Linked DNA regions of Mus musculus: region 2 is linked to region 1. The links are chromatin loops, found by intact Hi-C in ENCODE. Cell type or tissue: heart. All regions are shown on one strand. Each heading gives the region's core, and the rest is flanking DNA. Links, peaks and the distances in the headings are about the cores only. Region 1 holds the start of Vmac (vimentin-type intermediate filament associated coiled-coil protein). Region 2 holds the start of Safb2 (scaffold attachment factor B2).

Region 1 (15,607 bases), core at 6,828-11,827:
GTTGGCCTGCCACAGTGTGGCTTCTCGGAACTACCCCAGATTGCTACACACAGGTGGCACTCTTGTGGCCCTGAGAGGCTGGGCCTAACTGGGAATGGAATGGCTGTTGAGGACAGGCCCAGCAGGGCACAGGAGTCAGGCCTTCAGGAAGTGCTGAGCGGCCGTCCCTGCTGGGCCTCTCGCTCTGTCCTTAGCACCCACAGCAGCTCCGCCCTGGCACGCTTGTTTCCTCAGAGCCCCCCAAAGCTGAATGAAGCCAATTCAGACACCAGCAGGGAGACTACACATGCCCAGTCAGGTTCTGAGTCGTCATCCCAGGAGGCCGCCCCCAAGAAAGGTAGGAACAGCCCTGCATGCACCCCAGGGGAGACTCCTGATTCCCAGCTAGGGACAGCCGTGGCCATAATAGACCTTAGAGAGATTGGCCTGAATTGCCCATTATGGGCACTGGGTGGCTGTGATCTGCTGACAACAGGGCTCCCCAGGTCCCTGGGAGGATCAGGCCTGCCCTGCTGATTTGTGCTTTTTTTCCTTGGGTCTCCACTGCTATACAGAGTCCCTGGCAGAGTCAGCCGCTGCCTATACAAAGGCTACAGCGTGGACGTGTTTGCTGGAGAAGGTGGAGGTCATCACGGGGGAGGAGGCAGAGAGCAATGTGCTGCAGGTGAGACCAAAAACAGGGGTGTTATGGCAGAGGGACATCTTGTGCTACCTACTACGTAGCACACAACAGAATGAAGCTAGGTGTGTTGGTGCACACCTTTAACTTCAGCACTGGGAGACAAAGGTATACAGATCTCTCTGAACTTGAGGCCAGCCTGGTCTACAGATTTCCAGGCCAATCAGGAACTCTTTTGTCTAGAGGAAAACAAACAAAAATGTGTTCCACAAGCACTGTGACAACTTACTCCTGAATAAGGCTTGCCCATAATGAACTAGCACCATAGCACCTTCAAGGCTTCATCATATCCACTTTCTCTGTGATGGAAATTTCTTCTGGTATTCCATGAAATTTGTGTCTGGCGTTGTCCTTGAGTGTAGTGTCCTTCAGTCTGTGCTTAGACTTGTGTGAGCATTGTTTGTGTTCCTAGCTGAGGAATGCTCTGAAGGGAATGCTTGCTGTCAGAGAGCCTCTTTCCGCTTTGAGACTCTTCCAGGCAGTGTGACACGTGCTTGTTTTCTGGGTGGGCAGTAGGAGGGACTTCCCCAGTATGTTCCCTACAGCTGAGTATTTCTTCAAGGCATCCAGTGCTCCTTTGCTGTGAGAACTTGGTGGCATCTCTCTGTGCTTGGATTTGCATTTCCAAAGTCACCCTTGTTTACATCCTTGGACAGCAGGGTGCATGGCTCCAGGCCAGAGCCTCCTGTGTAGGAGCCCTGGCTTCTGTTCCCAGCACCATAGAAACTAAAGCCGTACAACAGATGACTGAACAGAGAGTGACAAAGCGGCCCACTGTCCTCAGTGTCCTGGCCTTAGTCTGTAGACTGTCAGACACCCCAGCCTCACTGCTAACTCTGAGCTTGAAGTGGGACCCATGCTTTGGGGTGCAGAGGGTATGGGTACCCCCAACCTGGTCACTGATCCCATGTGTTACAGATCCAGTGTAAGCTGTTTGTGTTCGATAAGACCTCACAGTCATGGGTGGAGCGTGGCCGGGGACTTCTCAGGCTCAATGACATGGCGTCAACCGACGATGGCACATTACAGTCCCGGCTAGGTGAGCTCTGGGGAAGGACAGACCCTCTCAGAGGTGGGCTTAAGTTGTAGGCTCCACAGCTGGAGCAGGGAAATGACTGTGAGCAAAGGCAGCAGTGAGCCCCACACCTGCTTGCGATAGCCTGGGCCTGCTGCCCTCACACTGGGTTCCTGCTCAAGTATCTTTAGTGGACTTCTAAAAAGTATAGCTTGGAAGGAAGGTGGGGGCAGGAAGAGTGCCAGCCTAGGCTTCAGAGCTGTCCCTCCTGTTTGGGGGACTTTATGTGAAAATGGTCTCTCTCTAGCCCAGGCTGGCCTGGTCTGCTCTGAGCCTGTCATGTCCTAATTTTGTCATGTCCTAACATTTGGTTACATTCCCCTTAAAAGTTAAGGCCAGAAATTGGGAAGCTTAGGCAGGAGGACTGAAAAGAGTTTGAGGTCAGCTCAGGCTACTGAGACCCTCACATCAGGAAAGAAAAGTAAAAAAAAGAAAGGTTAAAGTCAATGTCAACAGGACCTGCTCAGCAGTTACTATGTGTGACCTCTTCCCTGTGGACCCATAGCAGGTGGCAAGCCAGGGGCATGTTAGGACTTGCCCCATACATGTGCTAGGCCCAGGCTCGGTTCTCAGGTGAGATGGAGCAGTCTCTATCTCAGTGTACCCTACCTGCCCTGTTGCAGGCTAGCCCCTTCCCCAAGGGCATGTCTCCCCTGCCCCTTGCAGACGTGGGCTGCAGGTTGGGGCAGGTGTTGCTAAGCAGCTCCCTTGCTGCAGTGATGCGGACCCAGGGCAGCCTGCGGCTCATCCTGAACACGAAGCTGTGGGCACAGATGCAGATGGATAAGGCCAGTGAAAAGAGCATCCGCATCACAGCCACCGACGCTGAGGACCAGGGTGTCAAGGTTTTCCTGATCTCGGTAAGCTTGAGGGAAGGTGGGGGTGGCACACTGGCTCGGTGCTGAAGACCGCTGATGTTACCAGTGGGCAGGCCCGGACACAAACCTCCCCTGGGTAGTTCCTGATGGCTGTGCACACACCTGCTGTCCCCTCGGTTAGACATCAAGGGTAGGGAGGGAGTTGGGGGGGGACGACACGACAGATCCCAGACCTCATTGTCCTGCCTAATTCTCCAAAGGGCACCTTGTTGGTAGTCTCTTGCTATAGAAGTCAGCTGACCAGGCCAGTGTGGCCTAGTCACAGGCTAGGGCCTACATGTGTGAACACTGCCCAGTGTGGCCGTTAGCCACACACTGCCACGTAACACCCTGCCTCCCCAGGCCAGCTCCAAAGACACAGGCCAACTGTATGCTGCACTGCACCACCGCATCCTGGCTCTGCGTAGCCGGGCTGAACAGGAACAGGAGGCCAAGGCGCCCCCACCTGAGCCAGGAGCCACCCGGGCCACCGAGGAGGAAGACAGTGATGAGGATGCTGTTCTGGCTCCCTCCGGTGTCACGGGGGCTGGTGAGCACCATGGGACCAGTGGGAGGGACCCCAGCTGGTGACTGTGTGCTGGGACTGAGAGACCTGCTCTCCCCACAGGCACAGGTGATGAAGGAGATGGCCAGGCTCCTGGGAGCACATAGCGGCGGAGCCACTGCACCAGGCTGCTGCTTTGTTGTCTGTCTGCTGCCCGTCCCTCCCTGCAGGCCGCATCATGGTGGTGTCTATTGCCGGGGTGGCCACAGGCTGGATCCGAGTGTCCCCTCTGCAGCAGACGGGGACGCCAGGATGCGGCTTGGGACTCAGACCTCATCATATTGATGAGTAGAAAGAACGTTCCCCCGCCCTCCTCCGATCGAAATGGCACATTGACACTTGTCACAGCTTCGTGGTGACCGTCCATCCCTGGGCAGCAACAAAGAGAACTCCAGGCTCAGCATTCTGTTGAGTAACTTGCTACCTGCTCGGCTTTCCACTCTGCCAGGTCCACATGGCAGGTGCCTCTCCTTCATTTCTGGTGGCTTGGCTCTTGAGGTCACAGATGAAGCTACACGTGGGCTGAGCTGACTTGATGCTCCTATGGGTGGTGCCCGGCCCCCACGGGGGTTCACTAGGTTTGGGCCTGAGAACACCTGTCTGGACAAAGGTGATGAAACCAAGAGAGCTCCTGCCTTCTTGCCTGCCTACGTGAACCACCTGGGTCTCCCTTAGCAGGTACCCAGCCCTGAGGTGACTGACCACCTAGGGCCCCTGAGAGGCAAAGGGAACCTGCAAAGGGCCTGTCCCCGGGCAGAAGATGAAGCCCCTACCCGTGGACTGTGTGGTTCCATCTCTGGCCAGGCCACTTCCAGCCAGCAAGGACACCAGAGGCTGCCTTAGCAGATGGGTCACACTGCTTCCAGCCTTAGCCAGCCAGTGACAAGTGAATCCAGACGTCACCCATGTGTTTTGGAACATTTATGTAAGATTGAAATGTATTTGAGAACTGCATTAAAACTTTTAACTAAAGCCCCAGACTCTTTTGCACCTGGCAGCCAGTCAGGCTGGATTTGGCCATGGGCCCCTGATGGGGTCAGTAATCAATCCAGCCATTGCTAGGCTTGTGGGTGGCCCTGCAGGAGACCTGGTCCAGCCAGTTCTTCAGCCTCCATTCTCACACATCCCCCCCTCCCTGTGTCTAGCTGGGGCCCCCTGGGACAGTGGTGGCAGAGGATGGCAGGTGGATCAAGGGACTAGGCTAAGTGCAGCTATTAGGCAGGTGAGAGTAGCTATGTCAGAGGTGCCAGGCGCTGTCTGCTGTAGTAGTCTTGGAACTCAGCTAGTGTGACCTGTGGATGTGCTGGCTGTGAGGGGACCCAGACCAATGACACTGCCTTAGGGGGAGGCAGCATCTTCTGTCCACTCCCCACTGCACACCCCTCTCAGGTCATCAACAGTCACCACACCATCCCCAGTTTGGTCCACGTTGGCAAAAGCAGCTGCAGTAACAGCTTCCAGAGTCTGGGACATGGGGGGCTATGGGAGGGGGACAGTGACTGTGGAGTACAGGGGTCAGCACCCATCACCAGCCCGTCAATACAGGCCAGCCTCACCCATAGCACCCATAGGAACTCCAGGTCCAGGGTCCCACTGCCATCACAGTCCCAGCGCCTGCATAATGCCCCTGCCTTGTCCACTTCCAGCCCCAGCTCTGCCAGGCCCTCCCTCAGCTCCCCTTCATCCAGGGGCCGGCTGCCATCCTTGTCCAGGTGACAAAAAAACCCTGAGAATCAAGATGGGGTTAGATGGATAGTGACTACCCAGGCCAGAATCTGCTGGGTTTGCTGTGGGTGAAGGCTCACCTGGCCAGTCCCTGGATGCCTGAGGCCCCTCCATGATGGTGTTCACGGTGTCCATTATGGGTACAGGTGAACAGCTGTGGTGGGGCGGAACTCCCAATGAGTTTCTGTACTCGGCCAGCCTGGCACAGACCTCAGTGATACTGTACAGCCCAGACAGAGCCTGTCTGTGTCCCTGAATCCTGCTCTGGAGCTCCAGGTAGGTTTGTGTGTCCTACCTGGCACAGCTGTTGCTAGGCAGTATGATTCTGGGGACTGGGAGGGCCCTCGCTGTGACCCCATGTCAAGCACATTGGCCAGCACATTGGCCAGCTAAGGAGACTGGGTGAAGTGACTCCCAGACCCACTGTGCACACCCCTGGCCACAGTACTTCCAAGCTTGGCTGGAGAAAGGGCCTTGTTTCCTGTGCCCCTCAGCCTACACTGTCCCTACACGGAACAGCCTAGCCAAAGCCAGTCTAGGGCTAGTTGGACATGGTGGCACTTGAGATGGGGACATATCTGAAAGTCTAAAGCCAAGTTGGGCTACCAATGGAAACCTTGTCTTTAAAAACTGAAAACTGGGGACCTGGTGGCATATGGCTATAATCCTAGCACTCAGGAGGAAGGACAAGAGTTCCAGGCTATGTGAAACTGTCTCAATGTTGAAAGAAAAATTATGGGGTTGCAAGCCAACCAGCATCATGATTCAGTTAATGAGAAGCTGAAGTGACATTTTGCTACCCAAATAGATGATGGCCTGCTAGGCTCCAAACATTGGCAAGTAGCAGAAAATTCTCATTGTTTTCAGATTTTGGTGCTGGCAATGGAACCCAGAGCCTTAGCATGCCAGGCAAATGTCGTTACGCCACACCCAAGGCACTATTGCTTTTCTATAATGTAAAACATAATTAACTCTTACAGTTGCTGCAGTGAATCCTTTCATGGTCTCAGCCCTTGGCAAGCTCTAAGATACAGCCCAAGCTATTGCAAGTCTTAGCAGTAAGATGCAAGGCTAGGGATAGCTTAGCATTACAGACCCCACCCAAGATACATACCCCAGTGAGGGGCTGGGGGTGTGGTCAGGGCGTGGAGTTCCACCTACAATCCCCTAGTGAGGGCTAGAAAGCCTGGGTAATATGAGTTTCGATATTCCTCTTGTCCCCTGAATTGCAAGTGGCCTCAGTTGTGCAGAGAAGTAGTTTTCCTTCACTTCTTCGGGCTGAGTTTCAATTGTCTCTGGGAATAACTTGAACATGGAAGCTGCAGGACAGCTGGCTAACTCCAGCCCCCTCCGCTGTAAAGTATGTATAAGGCCTAGCAGCGTGCTACCCCACAACAGGAAAAAAGGTAGAGTCCAGGTTGAGAAATAGCCAATTTATTCTGGTGCAGACAGGCCCTAGTCTGCCTTCTATACAGATAGCTCCCTTCTTTCCTCCATCCCCAAGAAAAAATGGGCCTCTGTCTCCCACACTGAGGGTCCATGTCAGACTCTGGGTAGACTGGATGGCTGGAGGCCCTTCTGTTTCGAACACCCCCTACCTTCTATCTTGGTGGCTGCTCAAGGACAATTTCCCTGAGCGCACAGGTCATGGAATTCAACAGACACCACCTCTGGGTGCAAGGGCTTGTGGGGCCCCTTCCTCTCACTGCTCTAACAAGGGCAATGCACCCTCACCATCATAGGCTCTAGGCAGCACAGAAACCAGGATTTAAAAAATAGATTCTCTTAGGGTATCAAAAAGGCGTCTTGCTACAAAAACATCATTGTCCCTGGAAACCAGGAAAGGGCTTATCAGGTATCCAGAAGGCTCCTGGCTAAGGCAGGGCCTCCCGGGCTGTGCTAGGCACTGATGGAGACAGAAGACAAAATTCCCTGCTTCATAGCCACTGCCTTCCCACTGAAAAGGTGGTCCCAGGATGGGGCTGTGGGTGTTTGCACAAAGCCTGTCATACTAGCACTGGAGATGCTGAAGCAGGAGGATCAAAAGTTTAAATCCAGCTTGAGCTACATAAAAATTTTAGAGGCCAGCCTGAGCTACATAAGACTAAGCTTCAGAAAAACTAGACCAAACAATCACAGTACAGGGCAGTGACCAGCTGGCAGGAATGACTTCAGAGATGCTGGTTGGAAGGCCCCTCCAGAAGGGGGCATTTGAGAGAGACCTGAGTGTCAAGGAACTGAGTGTGGAATCAGGGAAAGACATTGAGGCACTCTGGGTTGTGGTGTCTCAACCCACTTGTTCTTCCTAGAAGGGTAGAGCTATGGGAGAGAGATCCAAGATTAATGATTTGTCTTGGCATTAAGGATGGTTCAGGAGGCACAAGAGTGAGTAGAAAGAAAGGTAGGGAGTGCTCCCATCAGCAGGGCACGGTGGCTCACATCTAGATTCCAAGTACTTGGAAGGAGGATTCAAGGGAAGCCTGGGTTATAGAGAGAGACCCCATCTCAAGCAAAAAGACAAACTCCCCACAGGCAGGGCCTGTAGTGGGAGCCTGTCAGCCTAGCAGGGATCCATGCCACACTCCTGAGACAGCAAGCCTGGCTACCTGGGACCCTGTCCCAAACAGGAAACACCGAGGTTTCAGGGTCAGTCCCCACCATCTCACTGATGCTGGGGTGCCTGTCTGGCTTGGGCTTTGTGTATGCCTGGTGGAGAATGCTCCTCCCAGAGTTACCACCCTTACCTTCATTTGTTTTTGAAACTATTTAAAACCAGTGGAATGTAGCAGATACTCCAGCACTGGGGGGGGGGGGGGGGTTTAAATGAGATCTTGAGTTTTCACTTGTTGTGATGTTTAGATGGGATCCGGGTAATGTCTCAAGACCCCTCTAGGTGATGTCCAGGACTCTAAGAGTGGAATCCCCATGGGGCCGTGACCACAGATTCTGAGATCTGTCAGGACAGCTCACACCGTGGTCCCAAACACAGCAGGCTGCTGGTCGTCCTGGTCGTCCTGGCCCTCCTCCTTTCCCATGTTGTTGCCCAGGGGTGGGCCAGGCCCATCAGGAAGTAGCTGGGCCCTATGGCTGTGGCTGGCCGGCAAGGGGCCCAGTTCCTCTGCCTCCTCCAGGGTGGCCAACAGTGCGGCCAGGGGTGGTCGGTGGCGAGTGATGTCCTGCAGCAGGTCAGCCCGAGGCTGTAGCTGCTGGATCATCTGGTCCCTCTGGTCCACTGCGGCCTGCAGGCTGCGAACTGTGGCCTCAGAGCTCAGCAGCTGCTCTTGGAGGGCAGATATCTCCCTGGTAAGAGGACCAAATAAGGTAGTTACCTACAGGGGGTGGGGGTGGGGGCATCTACCTGCTCCAGAATCCTCTGAGACTCCCTATGTCTCCTCCTGCACTACTTCTTTGTGTGCTTGTTTATGTGCATAGGCGCACACATGTGACAGCAAACATGTGGAAGTCAAGGTACAATTTTCAAGAGTTGGTTCGCTCCTCCTGCCCCATGGGATCAAATTCTTTGTCATTCTTAGTGGCGAGTGTCTTTATACACAGAGCCATTGATGTCATTGGTAAAGCACCCTCAGCCCCACAGCAGGCCTGGCGCTCTGTCATCCCAGCACTCGAGAGATGGAGGCAGAAGGATCAGGGGTTGAAAGCTACATAGTGCCTTTAAGGCCAGCCTTCTCTCAAAAAACAAAACAGTGCCAGTTTTGTGTGTCCTTCGGTAGGACTTCCGCATGGTCACAAATGGTTGTCACAGATCTGACTATTCTATATAGGGGTGTTCTGTGCCTTTGTCTACCGATGTGGGCCCCTACCCAGCAGCTTCCTTCGATCATCAGACACAATACTCTTGCACCTACCGGCAGACTCGGCCTTGTGGGTGGGACAGCTGGCTTCATTTTAACAGTTTGAAATGCTCTCAAGTAACCCAGGCTATACTCTAAAGTCCCCATGTAGTCGAGGATGGCCCGAACTCCTGATCCTCCAGTCTCAGCCCTCCTAGTGCTGTGATGCCGGGCATTTAGTGCTCCGGAAATTTTTGCTCTCGGTTCCCAGCCCTTTCCACCCGCCTCCTTTGGGATGTCCGCCGGGCCTCCTCCAGGGCCTCACCGGTCCTTGGCGCGACCCAGCTCATCCAGGGCGGCGCGCAGGTGCTGGTCGTGGCAGGCCAGGCGCTCGGCCTGCGCACCAATCGTGCGCTCAGCCGCCAGCAGCCGCCTCTCCAGCTCCGCTGCGCGTCGGTGCACGGCGGCCAGGTGCGCGTTCGCCTCCCGGATCTGCAGAGGTGGCGGCGCAGACATGGCCCCCGGCTGCCGTGCAGGCCCCACCCCGCCCTGTCGGGTCACGCCCACAACGCAAGAAGCCCCGCCCCTGAGCCCGACCCCCACCCCCCACCCCCTCCCTCACATGCAGCTGCCAGGCTGCCGCTGCATTAATTTAAACCTTCTCAAGAGGCCCCGCCCAACTTCGAAGTGACGTCAAGAAAGACACGCCCCCCGGAGGAAGGCGTGTGCTTCCTCTTGGGCTCTCACTATTGGCCACGTTTCTACCAGGGGCAGGACTAAGTGCGGCCACGCCCCGTAGCCAATGTTCACGTCCCTTTCAGGACCAGCTCCTGAGTGTGGCTGTGCCTGCGAGTGCAGCGAGGACTTAAAACCAAAGCAGAGTGGGCCTGGTCTCCGTCAATTATAATCCTCACGCTAAATCCTCACGATTGGTCCCCTTGCCCCCAGCCTGGCCACGCCCCCAAATAGTTACACGCGGTCCTGATTGAGATGGGCATGAAACCACACCCCTACACAGTCCGGATCCCTGACGAGCCAACCGCTTTTGCGCTGTGTCCCGCCGCGTCCGTGCAGCTCCGGCTAACTAGGGTATCACTAGCCTCGCGCTGTAATATCTGCCCTGCGATTGTCCTACCTTCTGTTAGTTTCGATCGCTGACCTGCCTGACAGTGTAATGGCTGTCCTGCGACCTGTCAATCCCATCCTTGGATGCACTATCAACATTCTCCGTACTAGAAACCTCGTCTTCGCTAGGGCTGGAGGCGTTTTTCTTCATGGCCTCAGTTTACCTTTCCTGACGTCACGGGCGTCTCTGTCCAGATTCACTTGTGGACCGAGCACGACACAGATCTTGCTACGGGATTAATAAGACCTCGGTACAAACCTGCACTGCGCGCATGCGCGCACGCCTTGTCTGCGTCCAAGGCGTTCAATAAAGTTGCGCGCTGGAAACCTCGCGAGAGTTGACCTAGCCGGCTACCCTTGAGTTCGCCCAGACGCTTTAGGGTCGGCCGAGCAAGCCCAGCTAGGTATGGCGATGGTGAAGCGGTTCTTTGAATCTTACCATGAGGTCCCCGACGGCACCCAGTGTCATCGCAAGACCTACATCACCACGGCCTTAGGCGGCATTTGCGGTGAGCGCGGGCCGGTGGGCGGGCGGAGGGCGGAGGTCTGGAAGCAAAGGTCAGAGGGCGCGCGGAGGTCCCTGGGGCGCCGGGGCGCAATGGCTGTAAAGGCGGAAGAGGTTGAGACTTTTGAGGGGCGTAGACTCGTCAGTGCCTAGGGGCTTCAGAGGTCGTAGGTCAATATCAGGGAGCAAAAGCTGGAGAAAATGTGAAGGTCATTTCAGCGTCGTCAGGAGTTTTTAGGGTTAAGGGGTGATCGGGTCATCGGAGTTTTTGAAGACAAGTTCTAGGGTTGCCTTGGCAAGACTGCAAACCCTCTGTGTAGCGGAGGATGGCCTTGAGGTCTTGATTCTCCTGTCTCCAGTCTGGCCTGCATGATCCTCCTGCCTCAGCTGCCCGAGTGCTGGGATGACAGGGCTACACCCCAATCTAGCCTCTGGAAGATGTTTTTGTTATTTTTGTTTTGTTTTGTTTTGTTTCTATTTTCCGCCACCACGGAACCTATTAATTTGCTCTTATTTTTAAATGATTTAAAGTGATTTAGTTTTGTCTTACGCTCATTGGTGTGTTACCTGTATGTCTTGTGTGTCCGATTCTCTGGAATTGGAGCTGCAGACAGTTGTGAGGTGCCCGTGTGGGGCCTGAGAGTTGAACCCAGGTAATGTGGAAGGGCTGTTCTATTTCTCCAGGACTGAGAGAGAGCCATCTCTCCAGCATGATTTACTATTATTTTGGACATGATCTCCCTATGTAACCCAGGCTGGCTTGGGATTCAAAGAAAGTGTCCCGCCTCTGCCTCCTGAATTCCCAGATTAAAAGTATGCATCATCATGAGGACCTGATTCTGGAAGATTCCAAATAGGGCACACTTGTTTGGAAGGTCAGATGTCCTTTTAAGGCTGTCATGGGGTTACCTTTGGCATTTGAGACTCTTAAGGTGCCCCCTCATGCCTAGTTCATTCACTCACTTATGCTATCCCTCAAGGCCTCATTCAGTCATATATTTCTGGTGTGTCCACAGGCCTCACATTCATGAGTTTACCCAAGGCTTTGCTCCCACAAAGCAGGTGTTGTAGGGTCAGGTGATTGGGGGATTTTAAAACAGACAGAACAAGCCTAGTCGTGGTGGTGCATGCCTTTGAGCCCAGAACTTGGGGGGCAAGGCAGGCAGATCTCTGTGAGGGAGGCCATGGAGAGAACATGGGTGTTGATCCAGAGGAGGACTGTGTGCACTCTTGGTGTCTGGCTGGAGTCTGTCTTGGGTAGATGTGGAGAGTAGGCAGGCCCTTGCCAGAGGTGCCATGTCAGAGCTACTGAGGGAGGAAGTGGACAATTATGTCAGCTTTGAAAATTCTTCCCTGTGTCCTAACTCCTTTGTTCCCAAGCTCCCTGCTTGGCTCCCCTAAGGGGGATATTGCAGAAAGGCAGTGACCCTGCCTTCCCAGCAGGATCTAGCAACTTGGAGGCGTGGTGGAACTCACAATTGAATGAGGGAGGTCTTTGGGGCCTCAGTGGAAGGATGGATGAATAAATGAACGTGGCTTGTGCAACACAGTGAGTGAATGAATGAATGAATGAATGAATTCCTGCCCTGCCGGCACAGCAGTTAGGAATGGATAGCTCCTGGGCGCAGCTGCACCTGGAGGTTCCATGCTGCAGCTGGTGCTCCTGGAGGGTCCCGTGCTGCAGCTGGTGCTCCTGGAGGCGCTCCATGCTGTAGGTGGTGCTCTTGGAGGGTCCCATGTTGCAGGAGGTGCTCCTGGAGGGTCCCATGCTGCAGGTGGTGCTCCTGGAGGGTCCCATGCTGCAGGTGGTACTCCTGGAGGGTCCCATGCTGCAGGTGGTACTCCTGGAGGGTCCCATGTTACAGGTGGTGCTGAGGCTTGGCTGTGGTTTGGCTGGGCCATGGGAGAATCACCACAAGGGAGCAGTTAGATGGTGAAGGGCAGTCACTCTGGGTCCCATGACATCTGGCTTGTTAGGTGTGGTCACCAAAGTCACCCAGGGTCCCTGTGGCCTCACCAGTCCCCATCAAGAATCCCAGTGCCCCTGGGTTCAAGTCCTGCTGCATCTGGGAAAGACATTTCAGCAACCTCCAACAGTGAGGTTGGGTTCCCGTGTGAGCTTTCTCGCACCCTGTGCGTGTACACAGAAGCCACAGTGATGCTGAGGCAAAGGGATGGCTGGGCTGGGGAGCTACAATGTCTTCAAGGCCTCCAGCCCAGTGCCCAGCCTCATCTTTGAGGCCCTGCTAGGGTCTTCAGTCTGTGTTGATACTGAAACTCAAGATCTGTAAGTGCTCGGTGCTCAAATCAGAGCTCCAGAGCTCACCAGGAAGGGTGTGTGTGACATCCCCAGAGGCTGGAGAAGAGTTGAGGGGCCAGACCCACTGCCCCATGACCAGCTATGCTGGGCCACCTTGGGCTACTTTTCTGGGCCACTTCAACTCCGATGGAAGGAATAACAACAGAATTCATCCAGCCTGGAGGGTGAGGGGCAGTAGTGGGTCTTGTCGCCCCTGTAGCAAGGATCCTGTGTCAGCTTCCCCAGAGAGCTTTGCACAATGGAGTGGTGTGGGGCTGCTTATGCCTGGTCTGGCCTGATTGTGATGCTTGCTCTGCAGCCCACCAAGGCCTGGGCTCCTGACTTAGCACCCACCTTGGCCCCAGCTTGCTATGTAAACTATGGTGTAAACTCTGGAGAGGCAGGGGGTGGAGGAGATGGAAAAGCTGACTGGTGTGGCAGTGGGGTTGGCGTGGGAGGAATGGAGCCAGCCAGATGTAGGGACACGTCTGGGCCGAGCTGCCGGCACGTGGAAGGATTGGCATCCTGAGACCCATTGCTGCCAAACTGGATTAGGCCGAGGTCCCAGACCCTTGGAAACTATGGCCTTTGATGAGCCTGGAGGAGGCACTGTGGCAGCTGCATATTGATGGCTGGAGGTCTGGGTCAGGGGTCGTGGACCAGCATCAACCCACTGGGGCAGGGCTCTGCCTTAGGTATTGGGCTCTGGCCTAGCAGCCGTGGCCCTGGATTTGAGTTCTGCTGTATCCTGGAAAGGCATCCCAACAACCTCAACCCTCTCTCCCTCCCTCCCACAGGCATAATCGGCTCCGCTTACAGCGTCTCACTCAACCCCGCAGATTCCACCCTGGAAGCAGTGGCCAGAGTCGGCCGGTACACATTCACTGCAGGTGAGCTAGTGTCCTGCTCACAGTGACACAGGCCATTCAGAGGCGACTGGAACCACTGAGTGGGGTCCTAGGACACTGACTACAAGACTGGCTAGGGGGCTCAGAAGGGCAGAGGGTGGCACCCAGCATTATCTGCACAGGACAGTCACTGCCTCAGTTTCCCCACCTCCAACCCCCATTGCCCCTTACAGCTGCTATTGGAGCGATGTTTGGCCTTACCACCTGTGTCAGTGCCCAGGTCCGAGAGAAGCCAGATGACCCCCTGAACTACTTCATTGGTGGCTGCGCGGGAGGCCTGACATTGGGAGCTCGCAGTGAGTGGCCATTCCCTGGGGACAGTATGTAACCACTGATCACTCCAGCCCCTCCCACTCTGTCCCCTGCCTACGGCAGTCGCTGCCTTCTCAACAGCAGGCAGCTCCGTGATAGGGGAGACTGTGCCCTGCAGTGGGCATCCCTGCCCATCTCTTCACTATTGGGGTGTGACCCACAGCCTGACTCTAACTCGGACAGACTTAGCCCCAAACTGCCTCTCTCCCTCTTTGTATTCCTAGGGGTCTGGGGACAGGAAAGCCATGCCAGCCACAGTTCAGCTGTGGGAAAAGGCTTTAGCAGGGGAGTATCCCCACTGCCAGGAGTCAGGGCTGACCACATCCACCCTCCCCACACGATGTCTCTTGAGTTAAAGGGATTGATGCAGGGCAGCCTTTGGCCTCAGTTTCTCCATCCCCTTAACTCTGTTGCTGGGCTATTAGAGAGGCCCCTGAGGAAGCCTCGCTCTATCAGACCCCATCTTCCTGGGAGGCTCTTGGATCACACCTGGAGCACCCCATACCTGATGCTGTCCTTCTCCACAGCTCACAGCTATGGGACAGCAGCCATGGGCTGTGTCTACATGGGCACTGCGGCCGCCCTGTTCAAGATCGGCAAGCTGGAAGGCTGGGAGTTGTTCCCTACCCCCAAGGTGTGAGCCAAACCCCTGTGACAAATAAACGCTGTATGTTCCTGTGTGCAATGTCTTAAAGGCAGGCTTGCTGCATGAGATGGCCAATTGGGAGGGGGTATAGCAGAAGGCAGATAAGATGACAGAGGCCTGGGCCTGCACTTGGCACACAGGGTTCACAGGCAGGCCCGGAAGCCCACATGCGCCTGCCCGCCAGCCTGCTGTGGGCTGCCCAGAGGCCACTGACCTGGCTCTGCAGATACAGCTCAGAGCCCCATGGTCAGCCACCAGTGAGTAGCAACCTGGCCACCCCCACGCTCGGGTTGTGGGCTTCCCCTCCTGGGCCTATTCCCAAAGCCAACAGCTTCTGGAAAACATGCCTGGGCCCCACATACCAGTTGCTCCAAATTTCTGGGCAATGGAGCAGAGAGCCCTGTATGGGCTGTCCTGTCCTGCAGGCCTCCGCAAGCCCAAGGCCAGGGATGGAGTCTTTCAGCCTGGCCAGGTGACACAGGGCCCAGTCCCTGCCTTGTAGGATCCTTGCCCAGCAGCTGACAGCCTTTGATTTAGGTGGCCCTGGAATGCTAGCGACGCCCAGCCCAGCACTGGCCGAGCTTCCTGGCAACTGTGGAGGAAGCAGTGGGCTCCAGCAGCCTCTGGGGCCATAAATCAAGGTCTGGGTCCTGCCTGAGAAGCCTAGCTCCTGAGGCCCCTGCTGGACCCAGACACTTGCTGGGAGAGGGCCACATCGTCTGCCCTCCTGGAAGCCTAGACCTGAAATGAGGGCCAGCCTGGTGGTATGCATCCCCTGCCTCCCTGAATCCCATCCTTTGTAGCCTCACGTGCCAGCTCAGGGTTACCATGAGGGCTGTTTGAGCTGGACTTGGGGCTCCCCAAGAAAGGAATGGGAAACCCCAAGAGGCACAGAAGGCACAGGAGCCCAGGCCCCAGAGTGCTGTAGCTCAGATGTGTTCCAACTTTGAATCCTGGGCTCCTGGCTGTGTCCCTCAACACAAGCACCAAGCCTCAGCTCTGCCCCAGAAATGGGAAGAACGACTTCCCTCTGGTCATCACGACAGGTCCCTCCCAGTTGGGCCCTGTGTACCTGGATCTGACTGTGTCCCCATAAAGGTTTGAATGGACTGGAGTATCT
Region 2 (15,607 bases), core at 4,355-9,354, 130 kb before region 1:
AGACTCCACTCACCAGAGTTACTTTAAGGTCTGACACGGAAGCTTCCAGAGTGTTCTTGAAGACCTCCTCATCCACCTGGCAAATGAATCAGAACATGACTTCATGGAGGCCAGAGTTGTGAACACTTCAGCCTGTACCTCACAGCTTCCTACACAACCTATGTCCACTCTCACCAGTGCCCATCACTGTGTCAGCTCAGCTGACTCGTGTGTGTGTGTGTGTGTGTGTGTGAGAGAGAGAGAGAGAGAGAGAGAGAGAGAGAGAGAGAGGACCACTTGGGAGTGTTGCTCTCCTTTCACCCTGGGATCCATGAAAATTCCTGCAGCCCAGAGAGCCTCCACAGGGCCATACACTCAGATTATGCTGAGCAGGGGTCCTCCAGTTTATCTAAGACCCACTGGATGTTCCTATATTCCCTGACCTCAGTTGAGGCTCAATTTCAGCAAGTCCCTCAAGAACAAAACCACAATACCACTGGAATCAACTGTGAGCATCATGCAAAGGCAACCTGCACAGACTTGGGTTGGCCTCAGGTCTTCAGAGCAGACAGCAGCACCACCAGGTAAGACTGTTCTGTTGAGTGTGTGTCCAGAGCAGTTAAAAGCCCTTGTGACCTGAACAGCCTTCATGCCACCCACACACCCATCTCCTGTGAGTCCACAGCACTCCTTGCACTATGCTGCAGCAGTGGCCACTGGCCTACAGTCCCTACCAGGTATTAAACTCGGGGTCTGTTTCTACCAGGGCCTAGGTAGCCATGATGCTGAGCCCCTGGGGCCGCTGGCACACACGTGGCTGCAAGTTACCTACAGCATGCTTCAGGAGCTGAGCTGGAAGCTGTCCCAGCTGCGCGGCCACGTACTCTTTACTGTCATCAAAAGCATGAAGAATCTGGTTGACGGTGTCGGCCTTCCCCAGGCAGGGCACACTGAGGTCCTCAGCCTCCATCCCATCTGGCACACCTGTATCCATGGTGTCCCTGTCTTGTGAACTCTGAAGAATCACAACCCCATCCTGTGAGGGGAGTGAGGATGTCAGTCACCAAGACCCTAGGGCATGGGAAGATGTGCCGCCCCCAGGCCCAACACACCTGCCCATATCTGGAATCTTCCTCCAGGCCGTTGTCCTCGCTGCCCTCCTCCTCCATCTTGGATCCTAGTTATAGAATAGTGTCAGTTGGGTTAGAAACCAGAGTCAGCCTCAATTTTTTGACAGGTGACAATACAATTCCACATTGTTAGCTATTTGCCCATATTGCAGGGACTCTGTCTTGGTCGGTGTCTAAGCCAAGGCTTCAATCACCATAGCACAGTGCTCAGACTTTGCAATAAAAACAGCTTTAAGAGAGCTCATATTTGTCCCAAACTAAACACCTCAAAAAACAGAGGGAAAAAAAAGCTAGGCTGGTCTGGAAACTTCATTGCTAGTTGGGCTGGACTATGCAAGCCTGTGGGACACCTGCAGTGCTGTCTGTGGACACACTGGACTGTCGATGGGTCTACTTGCACTCTGGTACCTGCCTGCATGCTCACTCTGCAACTTAGCACTGGTCATGTGCGATACGTGCACAGCTGCACGGGGTGTTCTGAGTCAACAACGGGTCTTCAGTTGTTACCCATATTATTTCCTAGTACAGGGTCTCACCTGTACCTCACCAGTCGGCCTGGAGCCAACTGACTCAGCGTGGCTAGTCGACCACCAAACCCAACGGACCCTCCTGTGCCTACCTCCCCACCACCGTGGTTATGGATGCACACTTGGTTTCCCATTGTTAATAGGGATCTGAGCTCAGTCCCACACTCATGTTTCTGTGGCAAGAGCTCTGCTGACCGAGCCCCCTTAGCTACACAACTGTTTTGTGGGCAAATCTGCAGTACACAGAACACTGCACTAACGGTTTTGTGGGAAAAAAAAAAAAAAAAAAACAGGAAAGAAAACAAACAAACTCTGTAGGGTGTCCTACTATACCAAGGAAGACAGAGGCAGCTCTTGAGAGTTACTCAAAGCTTGACACCTGGAAGGAGGAGGGAGCAGCATCAGGTGCAGCCTCTTGTAGTTGCCATCATTTCTGATGGATATGATTATCATGCAATGCCCAGGATGCTTCTTCATTTCCTCAACCCTCCAACCCTGGCATCACACAGGACGTTAACACTACCACAGTGTAAACACAGTGGGTCCTCAAATCCGGAGGCCTTCTGTCCATCTGTTTTATTGTTTCAACAGCCAACACATCAGACAACTTCCAAACACTGAATACTGGGAAAGTCCTAAAACCACAAACAAAACCTGAACATCGTCTGCTAAAAGAACAATTGTCTGGGGAGACTGCTCAGTGGTTAACATGGACTCTGAACTCAGTGCCCCAGCATCCATGTAAATGCTGGGTGTGGTGATCCACTGTCATCCCAGGGCTGGGAAGGTGCAGACAAAGTGTTGGACACTGAATCAGCAGTCCCAGGCCAATGGATAAAAGCCAGGTGAGATTTGAATGACAGATGCCAGGTATCCGAACACTTTGTGGCCAGTTCACTACGCTGTTTTGGGAGACTAGGAAACCTTTAGGACAGTGGTCCTCAACCTTCAAAATGCTGTCACCCTTTAATATAGTTCCTCGTGTGGTGGTGACCCCAAACCATAAAATTATTTTCATTGCTAGTTTGTAGCTGTAGTTTTGCTACTATTATGAATTGTAAATTACCTGTTTTCCAATGGTCTTAGGTACTAGGTAACCTCTGGGAAAGGGTTATTTGATCAGAAAGGGTTGTGACCCACAGACTGAGAACTGCTGGTTTAGGAACCTTGCTAAAGAAGTCTGTCATTGTGAGAGGCTCTGAGAGCCTCACTTCATTTCTGTTCTTTCAGCTTCCTGTGCATGGATGGAAACATGACCATCCAGCTTCCTGATCCAGCTACCCACTGGCATGCCATCCCCAACATTACCAACTCTCCCTTTGGAATCAAATGGCCAAGTTCAACCCACAGAATCAACTGTATAAAGCTGTCCTCTGATACCTCATGTGGGCCACCACAGTTATTAAAATGTTAAAACAAAAGTGGGGGTGGGGGGAGGTGGAGGGGGGCTAAAAGGAGTATGAGATGGCTCAGTAGGTAAAACAGTTGCTGCCAGTCCTGACCATCTGAATCTGATTCCTGGATTACACATGGTGGAAAGAAATGGCTCCTAGATAGTTCTCTCTGGTCTCTGTGCTTGCACTGTGTTATGTGTGTACATGCCCTCACGGGTACGCACATACACACACTAAATAAAATGCAAAACCCACAAAACTAGTTAGGGTAGATGTCATCTGAGAAATGCTGGGGAGGTGGAGACAGGAGGATCCTTAGAGTTGATGGTCAACCAGCCAGGCTGAATCAGCAGGCTCCAGGCCAGTGAGAATCTACCCCATGAAATACCATGCACAACAACTGAGGTCAACCCACTGTTAACCTTGTACCTCCTATATGTGCACACCAATCCTCACAGGCACAGAAAGAAATGTCAACTTTTAATAATCCTTAAGACTTTGACTAGATATCCAAATCCTGGCCAAGACTATAGCTTGATACCTAGGCAGTGCCTGGTGGCTCTGGTTAAATTCTCAGAACCAGATAACTCTATGGTTCTCAGAGCAGTTCAGCTGGAGAATGGGACTCTGAATACTCAAGCCCTCTGTGGTGGGTGCAGTACCCTCATGGGACATAGAAAGGACATACCAATGGTTGTTTAACATCAGCACAAGGGACATATTTACTACCCAATTCAACAAGAATTAAACAGGTCAGAACTATTCTTCATGCAGTGATTTCACCCGTATTTGAGAGGCTCTGGGACAAATGCAGGGCTTTCTGCAAACACGTGCCCACTCCAAACCCCTTGTTTGAGCCAGCCCCACTTGTGAGAGGGAGTGACTGTGACTTTCCTGGAACTTCTTCCCACTTTGCCAGAAAGTGGTGCTCAGAGAATCACTAACAGTGTCTTGTGGGCTAAAACCTCACTTCTATCATCCCAGAGCCTCTGGCCTGGCCTGGAAGCCATGGGCTAGCACATCACACCAAACACCACATTCTTGAGCACCTCCAGAGATGGACAGGCATAGCTCTGCCCATGGAGGCACCCTCTCAACCATGCCAGACCTCCCCCAGGCTCATCTGACAATGCTGCCCACTGATCTGATATGCTTGCGGCAGGTCAGGCAAGTGTCTGCAACACAAGCAGCCAGGGTTATACTAGGTCTCCAGGTTAGTGCTTTTTAAAAAATGATTATGGCTGTCTCTGTGAGCACAGTTAGACATATGTGCGCCTCAGTGTGAATGTGGATGTCAGAGATCAACTTTTGGGAGCCAGTTGTTTCTGGTCTCAAGGATCAAACAACTCTCAGATTCAGGAGCTTCTACCTTCGGTAGCTGAGCCTTTTCACTAGCCCTCAGTTATTGGTTTGTTTGGGGCAGTGGTGTTTGGGGATTAAAGGCATGCACCACCATATCTGGCCCTTAAGAGTCTCATGTAGCCAGGCCAACCTGGAATTGGCCATTCTCTTGCCTCAGCCTAGAATGCTGATGAAAAGCTGTCCTCGAAGCCACTGGTAAAACCTGACTTCAGGGCAATGGGCAGATGGCTCAGCTGGCAAAAACATTTCTTGTTTTGAGCTTGGGGGCCTGGGCTCAATCCCAGCACCCGTGAAGAGCTGGGCATGAGGGTACTTATAATCCTAGTGCTGGGGTTTGAAGATGGAGGACACTGGTCCTCACAGGTCAGCAGCCCAGCCAAATCACTATGTAGACAGATGGATCAGCGGTTAAGAAAGAGCACTAACTGCTGTCATACAGGATGGGCTTCAGCTCCCAGGAATCACATGGAGACTGGTAACCATTCCTGACTCCAGTTCTAAGGGGTCCAAGACCTGCTTCTGACCTCTGTGGGCACCAAACACATGTGCATTCACATGCAGGCAAGCGCGCACACAAACACACACACACACACACACACACACAAAATAAACCTTAAGACAAAAACAAAACCTAAGGTGGACACAATGTGACACTATGGCTGTCCCACACACATGCACATCTAAGTATGCATATTACACATACACAGAGCAGAGCAGACACCCATTCCCCAGGCCCAGCGTCAAGCACAGGCAGTTAAGTACCTTTGGTGTTTCTCTTTACAGCCCTCTTGCTCACAGCTCCCCAGCTGATTCCAACCTCCTCAGGTTCTTGTCCTTCCTCCTTAAATGCCTGATGGGAAAGAGTATGAAGTTTTAAATAAAGTTATCTTTTAGGAGGGGTTGACACAAAGTGTTCTTTAAGAAGCAACTTTGCAGTTGCAAGTGTTCACAATCTAGCTTAAGACCACATTTAGCAGCCAGCTCCCCTTCCCTGCTCAAGACCCAAAACCTAGAGAAAGGGAAGCTGAAAGCTTGGGTTGCAGAGTCACTGTCAGCAGGTTGTGGTCATACATGACCTGGCAGCTTGTAGCCCTAGATGTAATCCCCAACCCAAGACAAAAAAATAGAATAAAATCCAAGTATTAACCCCAAATCAGGGTTGGTGACCGCTCATCTTGTGTGCTCTTTCATCAAACACAGGGATGATGGTAGGAAACCTGTCCTTGATTCAGGCAGGGCAAAGAGCTGAATGGGGCGCTCAAAAGGCCTCCCATAACAAAGCAAACCTTTAATTCCAGCATTTTGGAAGTGAAAAGGGGGGGCAGGAGACCAAGAGCTGAAGTCTAGTCTGGGTTTCACAGCAAGTCCAAGGCCACACTGGGCCACAGTAGCTCTCCAAAAAAAGTTTTGCGTGGGAGGGGAGGCGCTGATTTTTGATAAGGAAAAACAACATAGACCGAAGAAGAAAGCGCTGGCCAATTTTCCCTCAAAGTATTCTGGCGCCTTCTACTTGCAGCCAATCAGGAGTCCCTAACCCTCAAGGACCCTGTTCCACAGAGGCAAGCTTGTGTCAAGCGCTGAAGGGCAGTAGACAAGACTTCTTGTCTAGGGGGAGGAAAGTGACATCTTACGCTGACTCGAGATGACAACTAGGCTCCAAGACCAGGGAAGCGCGAGGGGACCGGACCTGGGAGCGAACATGGTCTGTGCAGAGACACTGGGCACCGCCAACAGTGGGGTTGACTGATAGATTCCCCAGAAGAGTAAAACTAGGGTGGCGGAAAAGACAGCTGCAGGTGCAAGGTCATCATGGAGACGTGCCCAGAGCCACCCGATTACTCAACAAGGCCCGGCTTCCTGCAAATCCCGGGGCAAGTGGGAGGCGAGACACAGAGAGGGGCAGCGACTAGTAAAGGTCACACAGCCTCGGCTGCTTCGGTAACTGACAGCACAGACCGAAGTCGGGGGGGGGGGCTCGGGGTGGGAAGGCCGGCCCGAGTCTGCGCGGGCAGTTACGTGCCCGGGTCCACGGCGCCACTCGGGTTCCCTCACCTTCCTCAGCCGCTCCATCAGCACGCTCTTGTTGCCTCCCGTATCCAGGTTCCGCTTTTTCAGCTCCGCCCTCAGGTCGATCACCCGCAGGTCGCTGAGCCGCCGCGTCCCACTCTCCGAGGCGCCCGGACCAAAGGCGGGGTCGCCCGACCCGGTCCCGGGTTCCGCCATCCTCGCTTCCGCGACTTCCCAACTCGCTCCGGAACCCCCTCCACTCGCTGGCACCAGCTGTGGCGGCTCGGAGGTAGTACAAAATGGCGCTGCCGAAGAGGAAAACGCACTCGCTTCCTCCCGCCTCCCTTTGCGGCTGCGCAGGCGCACAGCTCTGACGCACCTCCTAGGTCGCACGCCAAAGCAGTCTCGAGCCTCGCGGGTACAAGTGCACATGCGCAACCGGTCGTAAGCCCCCCCTCCCCCCCCCCCCCCCGGCCCCGTCGCCACCCTCTTTTTAATGCGCACGCGCACCGCCTCGCTACGCTCACTGACCCCCGTTTGCCTCTCGCAGCGTTGCCCGGCTGCGCACGCCACCGCTCTACGGCCAGCGCTCCGACAGTGATGCGCAGGCGCACGACCTGTAGCACGCATGCGTCTTGGTCCGCGGCCAAGCGCGAGCCGGCGAGGCGCGCCTACGTCGTCTCTGCCGCCGCGCACACTGCGCTTGGGTAAAGGCGTCTGAGAGCGTAGGGCTCGCGCCGGCGGCGCCTGCGCAGTGTCGAGGTGCGCCTCCGGGGAGGCTGAAGCGGTTCCCTCTCAGGCGGCGCCATTTTGTGGTAAGAGGGCCGAGATTCAAAAAAATAATAATAATAACAAATCAAAAAAAAAACACACTCACGCAAACCCACTGACCCGGTTCTGTGTGAAGTGGGCGACGGAACCAGGGTCCCTGGAATGGCGGAGACTCTGTCGGGTTTAGGAGACGCGAGTGCGGCGGGCGCGGCGGCCGTGAGCTCCGCGGCGTCAGAGACCGGGACGCGGCGGCTCAGCGACCTGCGGGTGATCGACCTGCGGGCGGAGCTGAAGAAGCGGAACCTCGACTCGAGCGGCAACAAGAGCGTGCTGATGGAGCGGCTGAAGAAGGTGAGGTTCGCGGGGGGGAACCCCATGGTCGCCATGGCGACACCCACCGCCGGGCCCGGAGTGGCCCGTTGGCCTTCGCGCTGGGCGCTAATACTGGGGCTCCGCGGGCGCCGGGTGCAAGGATTCGAATCTCGACGCCCCCAGCGATGCGACCAGAGGGAAATAACACCACGAACGGGTTCGGGGGATCGATGACACCGCGTTCCCTGTACTGCTTAGTCCCAACCCCAAAGGGGGATGAAGGGGACTCGGCCAAGGTCATCCAGTGGGGTCAGCTTGTGGCGGGATTCGATCCCAAGTCCCTTTTCGGCCCCCGAGGCAGAACAGGTGGTTTTTGTTTCTTTTCTTTTCTTTTAATCTGGGAAGACACAGTGACGTTGGGGGCAGGGGTGGTGGAGATGAAACATGAGAAACTCTCAGAGTTCGCAGACAGCCGGAGGATGTAGGTAGCCCAGGGAGACAAAAAACAAAAACAAAGCGGAAAAATAAATTGTTTCTAATTCTTTGCTAGAACTAAGCTAGGGGAAGATACGAGATGGAAGGAAAGAACGTTTTTTTCTGTTGATAAAGGTAAGTCAGATGTGAGTTCAAGGCCAACCTGGGCTGTAGAGGAGTTCCAAACCAACCTGAATATTAGAGTTCAGGGCTAGCTAAGCCTTTTTCAAAGTATAAAGTAGGTCCAAGAGCTACTCATTTGGTAGTGTGCTACTCATTTGGTATTGTGCTTACCTTGCATGCACAAAACCCTAAGTTTTATCCCAAATACTTCCTAAGGCCGGGAGTGGTGGAGGCAGAAGGATCCTAAGTTTGAGGCCATCTTGGGATGCGTGAAAGCCTTTCTGTAAAACATAGTAGGTTTTTGTTTTGTCTCTTTTTTTTTTTAAAAAAAAAGGGGTTGGACACATAGATCAGAGGTAACATGCTTGCCCAATATTGCAGAGGCCCTTGGAACCATCTGCCACACAACTGCTATAACACTCCATTCTGTGTGGTCAGGTGGGAGTCGGAGGATTTAGTTCCAGCCTCAAACTGAGCCCCCTGAGAAAGAGGCTCATTTCTATTGCCTTCCTTTGTGGCCTAGATTCTCTGTCAGGAAGACCTTTAACCTCTTCTGAGTGTCCTCAGATCAAGGCAGTAGTAGCTTGCCTTCAGGGTAGGGTAGGCATTGCTTGGCTTGCAGTCTAGTCCAGGTAAACAAGCTCAGTCTCCACAGGGCCCCCTTTTGGCTTTTGTAGTTGTTTACTCCACCTTAGAAAGCAGACTTTGTTTGTGTTACACCTTGAAAAGCTGTCCCCTCTAGCTTTCAGACATTGTCATCTGCCCAGTCATCCCTTGCACAAGGAACTGGAGATTTAACCCTCCTAGATCCATCCAAAGTCAGTCACCAGTTGCTGTTGAGAGAAGACACTGTGACAAGCAGAGAGGGCAGCAGTGTGAAGGCCTGAGCTCTGTGCCCAGCACCAACAGTAAAGGTCAGGTGGGGTGCCAGCCGCAATCCCAGTGCTCACAGACACAGGACGATCCCTGAGGCTCACTGCCTGACTAGTCCAGTCAAGTCTGTAAGACAAGGTGGATGGTACCTAAGAGAAAGCTGAGGTTGTCTTCTGGCCTCTCATGTACTGTGAACATGTACAGCATATAACATTACTTGCTTGTGAGATGAGGTGTGGAAGTTAGAGGCCAGGGCAGGCACACTACCTACTGAACGTCAGGCACTCTTTTCAGTTGGTTTGGTTTGGTGGCTTTTTGGGGGTTTTGTTTGTTTGTTTTTGGGTTTTTTTTGGTTTGTTGGTTGTGTCATCGTCGTGTCCCCCCCCTCCCCCCCACAGGGTTTCTCTATGTAGCCCTGGCTGTCCTGGAACTCACTCTGTAGACCAGGCTGGCCTTGAACTCAGAAATCCGTCTGCCTCTTTAATCCCTGCTGGGATTAAAAGCATGCGCCATCACTGCCCAGCTTGTTGTTTGTTTTTTAAGGACACTACATCTCTATTGGAATGGGCAAGAAGCTCCCTACACTGGTGTCACCTACAGAACATACAGGGTGTGAAAGGGGGTGGCCAGGGTGATGCTCGGCCTGCTGGTGAGGCACTGTGCAGCCTTGGCAGTACCAAGCTCTCTCAAGACTAGAAGTTGAGGGTTGGCTTTAGGGTGCTGTTCTCATTGTCCTCTTGGGGGTTGCAGAGGGACCCTGGTCTGTGCTTGTCTCCACTCACACCCCTGTATGTTTGTCAGATCAGAGGGTAAGTCTACAGTACTGTCCCTCTGCCTGCTTGTTGTGACCATCTCTGGGTTGGATTTTTAAAGAGGGAGGTGGTGTGGAGGAGCACCTGTTAGAGGGGGTTTACTGAGGTAGCCTGGGAGGGACAGCTCTGTCATTTAGCCCCAAGGGATAAAATGAGATACCTTTCTACAGCTTACCTGGAGTTGTTTGAAAGCTGACTAGCTCCAGAGGAGAGAGAGGACAGGGCTGCTTACAGGTTTGTCTGTGGTCCCCTAATGAAAGCCACAGGAAGCCCCTGGGGATCTGGAAGAGTTGCCTGAGCTTGGAGTTCTGAGGGCACTGCTGCTACCTTCTCTCTGGGGACAGTCAACTTTGAAACATCCCCAGGGTGAGAGGCATGCTGCTAGAAAGTGTCTCATTTCACTCCTTGGGGGGCACTGTTGACAGGGCTGTGTGAGAGAGAGAGAGGCCCTTGCTGAGTTGGCCACTGATGAACAAATAACATTCTTGAGTGTGAAATGGGACTTCTACGGGGTCCTTCCACTACAAGTCCCAGAAGGGGACAGCAAGGTCCAAGCCCTGTCCCCTGTTCCCCTCCCCCTCCTTAGTTACTGGGTTAAGCCAAGGAAGCTGGAATCTCTTTCCTCAGGGACACAAAAGGTGGAGGAGTCCGAAGTTCTGAGCAGTTGCCTCCACGACTCAAGGAGTCCTCAGGATAGTCTTGCAGCAATGCTGGCTGCTATCATTAAGGGCCAAGAGTACTCACTGAGAAAGAGCCCTTACAATACAGGCATGAGAACCTGAGTTTCAAATTCCTAGGATCCCTATAGAAAGCTGGGGCTTAGCTACATGTGACTATGACCCCAGGACCTTGCTGGCTGCCAGCCTAGTCTCACATTCAGGGAGAAAGCCTTTGTCGAGGAGCTAGGGAAAAGAAAATGAGAAAAAAAACGACGTAGAGCTGTATTAATCCTAGAAAACCCATTAGGTGATAATGCAAGGGCCCTGCTGTGCCAGTCTTCCTTCCATGAGCAGCAGGACTGCAGTTTGTAGGGTTAAGGTGGTAGGTAGCAGCAGCTGAGTTTCAATGCCCTGAGAACCGAGCTGGGCACTCCCTGTGTTGAACAGGCTGTTCAAACTACAGGCTTAGATGTTCTTCCTGTCTCTGCTACCTGTGGTTTATTGGTCGGCCTTTCTTCTGTCCCTCCAGGCCATTGAAGATGAAGGTGGGAATCCTGATGAAATTGAAGTCACCTCAGAATGCAACAAGAAGATGCCTAAGAGGCCCAGCAAAGGTAAGGAGTCCCTAAACCACTGTGTCAGTGCCTTAGGTACCCAATGGGTGCAGAGTCTGCTGTCCCTCTGTCACACAGAATCAGAGCATATAGTGAGGATGGATTTGGGAATGGTCTTCCAGCTTCACATAGCCTCTCATTACCTTGTCTGTCAGAAAATAAGGCCCATGTACTAACAGAGCACCACAGATGCAGTCCACTTAAAACCATGCAGCGGGCCTCCCCATCTGACAGTCCCCACTCAACCACCTTTGCCCCCGCCTCTGTTCACGACTGCTGTCTCCAGCCAGTGGGCACCCAGTCACCTACTGCATCTTGCTGTCTGTCCTTGGCACTGACTTGTCATCTTTCTGGAACTCCAGTTCTAGGAACTAAACAGAATTGGAAGGGTTGAGGCTCTTGGGGATGATACCTTGGTCGTTGTGAGGCTGAGCTGCTAGCTGTGGGGTGGCACAGTAGTGGCCATGCTACTCATGTGAACCTGTGCTGAAGGGAGGTCCACTGAACTGTGTGGCCTAATGCACTGCTTTGGGCCACCGGTGGGAAATGATTCCGACAGCGTTGGTTGGAAGTGCCCTATGGTTGGGTCTTCTATTCTTCTTGCTTTCGGCCTTAGTAAAAACAAATGCTTGTTCTGATGTTTTACTAGATGCATGAGTTAAGTGTAAAGTTGATATTCCTTCTTAGTGGGGGCTGACACAGTAGAGTGTACATGCCTTTTTTTGTGTGTTTGGTCACTAGGAAATAGATATATGTGCTTTCCTTAAAATCTGAAAATAAAAAAGACATTGGTATGGAGCATGGTGGCACAGAGGCAAGAGGATCTCTCTTGAGGTCAGGGTTGGCCTGTATACACAGCAGGTTTCAGACCCAGAACTCTGTAGTGAGACCTCTCAAAACAAAGAAAACAGCTGGTCATGGCCTGGGGCAATGGCACAGTGCATGACAGTGCTGCTGCATAAGTCTGAGGGTGAGTTAGAGTTCTCAGTGCCCACTCACAAGCCAGCTATGGCTGCATGTATCTGTAACACTTGTGATTGGGGGTGGAGACAGGGTGAGCCAACCTAGCTGCAGAGTGAGTGGGAGACCCTGTCTTAAGGGAGTGGCTGGAGAGCTGGGCAGTGGTAGCACATGCCTTTAATCCCAGCAATCTAGAGGCAGAGGCAGGTGGATTTCTGAGTTCGAGGCCAGCCTGGTCTACAGAGTTAGTTCCAGGACAGCCAGGGGTATACAGAGAAACCCTAAAAACCAAAAAAAGAAAAGGGCGGGGGGGGGGGGTGAGGAGTGGCTGGAAAGCGATAGAGGACACCTGCTGTCCTGCCTCTCGGGCACACACACCACGTACACGTATGTTCTACACAACATGGTCTTGTTCTGCAAAATCCTTACTGTTTCTATTTCCCTCAGACTATCTCTCCTCAGCTGGCTTTGTGGCACAGTGGACAGCATTTGCCTAACATTTCCAAGGCACTGGGGCTTGGCTCCAACACTGCACCAAAACGAGGTTCACTGAAGGTACAGGCGGGGGCGTTGTCACAAATTTGAGGCCAGTTTGAACATCACTCTCAAAAAAACAAAATCACCAAGGGGCTGGAGAACTGGCTCAGTGTTTAAGAACACATGTGCTCTTGCAGTGGACCTGACTCTGGTGCCCAGCACTCACACCATGTGCCCTACAGCTACTTGTGAGTCCAGGGCCTAGGACCTGATGCCTAATCTGGCTCAGTAAGCATTAGTGCACCTGTGGCAGACATGTAAGCATCAGTAGAAATGAAAACTTTACCCAATGCTATGGATGAATTAACTGAACCTGTCTTTGAGACAAGGTTTGACTATATAATCCTGACTGTCTTAAACTCACTATGTAAACCAGGCTGACCTCGAACTCAGAGATCTGCCTACCTCCTCAGTACTGGGGTTACAGGTGTGCACCACCACCGTCTGGCTAAGATTTTGGATTTTTATTATGTGTATATTGGGGAGTGTGCAAATCAACTAAGTGCCTACAGAGGCCAGAGGATGGCAGGTGCTTACTGTCACAGCTAGCAAATGAATACCTATTCTTTTGCAGACTCACAAAAGAGAGAACTTTGGTACTTCAAAGTAAATACTAACCTGGTTCCTGCTGTAGCCCAGGCTGGCCTTCACCTAGTAGTGTGGTCCAGGTTGACCCTGAAGTCCTGGTCTGCTGGCCTCTGACTCTTTGGCCTATGAGCTCTGGCCACCTGTGTACTGCATTCTTTCCCACCTTTGCCTACCTTTGGTTGTTTGTGATGAGTTGTGAGGGTGTGGGTGGTCTCTGGTTGACCCAAGCTGTTATGGCTGGGTTTGTGGGCTGTGTTGTGTGTATGTGCTAGTTGCAGTGGCCATGCTGTCAGGAATTGCACTGTGATTGATAGGAGTTATGTTCTAAACTAGGAAGGCCCCAGCCTTGTCAGTGGGTGAAGTAGATGGTTTAATGTATGTGGTTTAATTCTGCATATTGTGTGAGGGTGTGAGAAGGGGGGGAAAACAACACCATTTTAGTAAGATCTCACCTCCTTGTCACCCTCGAGAATACAGGGTGCTGACTGCCTCCTGGAGCTGTTGGCTTTGCTCATTCTAGAATCTCACCAATATAGCACTAGAGCCACAAACTCTTAGGGCTGATTTGCAGTTTGAGAGTATGTTACATTTGTGTGGTTGTAGCCCAGCAGAGGGCAAGGGTCTGTTCTTTCCTTCCTCCCTCAGTTCTTTGCCACACAGGTTGTTGTGTAGTGTCACTGAGTTCTCAAGTACCCTGTTGTTGGGTTTTGATCAAGATTTTTGGCAAGAAGTGTTACCTTGCTTCATGAATTAAACTCAGTGGTTTGAAATTCTAGAAAGGTCTGTCTCAGGTTATCTCTGCTTCTCCATGGTAGGCTTTGCAGAATCTTAAAATGTCAGGGTGAACCCCTCTGCCTGAAGGTGGACAAGACTGTACTAGCCTTTAATCCCAGCACTCAGTATATCCTGCTCTATCGAGAGCAGGAGTATATAGAGGGGCTCTGTCTCAGATGGGAGTGGTGGGGTAACATGTTTGGGGACAAAAGGCCAAATGTTCTGGGCATGGCCTCACCCTGACCTCTGCTTTGAGGGTTGTGTTTATGGTTAGTTTCATGGTTAGAAAAAAATTATCAAGTATCAGTATGGCTTCTCCAGTGGTTTGAATCAGAATGTCCCCACAGGTTCAGGCATTTGAGCACTTAGCCCCTAGTTCCTTCTACTATTTGGGGAGGTTGAGGAGGTATGACCTTGCTGGAAGCAGTTTATTACTGCAGAGAACTTTAAGATTTGAGTCTATCTATCTGTCCATTTGTCTGTGGTCATTACCACCATCCACCCATCCACCAGCTCAGCTGCCTGCCCCTTCCCCATGTCTACTGTACCTCCTCTACCGCTGTGCTTCCCTGCTGAGACGGCCCCTTCTGCAGCCACAGCCAGCTTTTCCTTCATCAGCATCTGGTTACAATGCTTTAGCATATTGGAAAATAGCCGAGAATGGTTTTCATGTTTTAGTTTTATTTATTGGAGATGCATGTTATATATAGTTTTGGCTGGCCTAGAACACACTGTGTAGGCCAACTAGCCTTTATAGAGAGCTGGACACTCTGGCTTCCACCCTTCCGCATATTTCATACACACATACAAAACTTAATAGAGAAGTTAAGGAATTCAGCAGCCCCACAGAACTTAACTGTAATGGAGATCATGCCAAGTACCATAGCTAAGAACATTCCATACTGCTCCATAGTGAGAAGGAAAAAAATGGTGCTCTTTGGAGGGAAGAGCTACAATAGCAAAATCCCACTTGGCCAGACTGTCAGAGCTGGTGAGTGAGTGTATCCATTACAGGGTGGAGTAAAAGAACAGGTGCACAAGATCCTAGGGTCTGGTGTTCATGAGCAGTGAAATGAGGTTCCAACTAGGTTTGCTGGCTCATTCCCATGACCAGCACTTGGAAGCACAGGCAGGAGGATTACTGCAAGCTTAAGGTAGGTAACTGGGCCAACATACAACCTTACTTCAGTTCTGAGGGAGACCAGTTTTTCAGACTAACCTGAGTCCAGGGGTGCAGTGCAGCTCCATGGTAGAACATCCCCAGCACAGAGAGACATTGGATACTGCTTGAAGACAGGTCATTGCTCTCCCTGAGGAGAAAAGACCTGTGAGGGTAGCCTGCCCATGTGATGGCCTGCTTACATGTTTTCCTACACCCCAAGTCATGTGGGCGTTGATATAGGATAACATAGTGTTTCAAAATTTGTTTTGTGCCCACACATCCTCAAGTGTGGAACCCCTGCTCAACACCACAAAACAAGAGTCAGGCATGGTAAACTCTTCCGTTGCATCCTAGGAATTGAACCTGAATACAAAGAAGAGTAGTAGCCCATGCTCTTAACTACTGAGCCAACTTTTCAATCTCTATTCCATGTACTTTATTTATTTATTTATTTATTTATTTTTGGTGTGTTTGCATGTGCACTTACTGAAGCTAGGTGTTTCGTTCCACCATATGAGTTCTATAGATTGAACTCAGGTTAATTTTGGC

What was found. Hi-C counts contacts between places; a loop is a spot of excess contacts. Peaks named below come from ENCODE experiments on the same cell type or tissue, not always from the same donor. Only the 100,000 strongest peaks of a DNase experiment are listed, where the experiment ranks them.
Region 2: it touches region 1 in a loop (2.2-fold over the local background); 1 of 42 quality-filtered maps calls a loop at or near these places.

The regions. Positions count from the first base shown.
Region 1 is chr17:56,707,617-56,723,223 of GRCm38, forward strand. Vmac (vimentin-type intermediate filament associated coiled-coil protein) reads right to left here and starts at 9,305. Exons shown (of 2, transcript NM_178926.3): 1 at 9,018-9,305; 2 at 6,316-8,201. The coding sequence starts at 9,208. The coding sequence ends at 7,868. Ndufa11 (NADH:ubiquinone oxidoreductase subunit A11) reads left to right here and starts at 10,146. Exons shown (of 4, transcript NM_027244.1): 1 at 10,146-10,326; 2 at 13,419-13,511; 3 at 13,703-13,825; 4 at 14,369-15,607. The coding sequence starts at 10,224. The coding sequence ends at 14,481. Ranbp3 (RAN binding protein 3) reads left to right here. Exons shown (of 17, transcript NM_001252466.1): 12 at 235-337; 13 at 555-664; 14 at 1,598-1,718; 15 at 2,472-2,614; 16 at 2,975-3,161; 17 at 3,240-4,153. The coding sequence ends at 3,283. It also overlaps the pseudogene Ccpn-ps. In heart, for the core only: no CTCF peak of the experiment used is centred there; DNase peaks (open chromatin) are centred at 7,579, 7,968, 9,465 and 10,115; H3K4me3 peaks cover 3,981 bases; H3K27ac peaks cover 2,487 bases.
Region 2 is chr17:56,577,830-56,593,436 of GRCm38, forward strand. It overlaps Safb2 (scaffold attachment factor B2), which reads right to left and starts at 6,756. Exons shown (of 21, transcript NM_001029979.3): 1 at 6,445-6,756; 2 at 5,155-5,242; 3 at 1,092-1,156; 4 at 812-1,015; 5 at 14-76. The coding sequence starts at 6,615. It overlaps Safb (scaffold attachment factor B), which reads left to right and starts at 7,153. Exons shown (of 21, transcript NM_001163300.1): 1 at 7,153-7,521; 2 at 10,953-11,037. The coding sequence starts at 7,333. In heart, for the core only: a CTCF peak has its summit at 6,637; DNase peaks (open chromatin) are centred at 5,882, 6,142, 7,002 and 7,632; H3K4me3 peaks cover 4,739 bases; H3K27ac peaks cover 3,874 bases.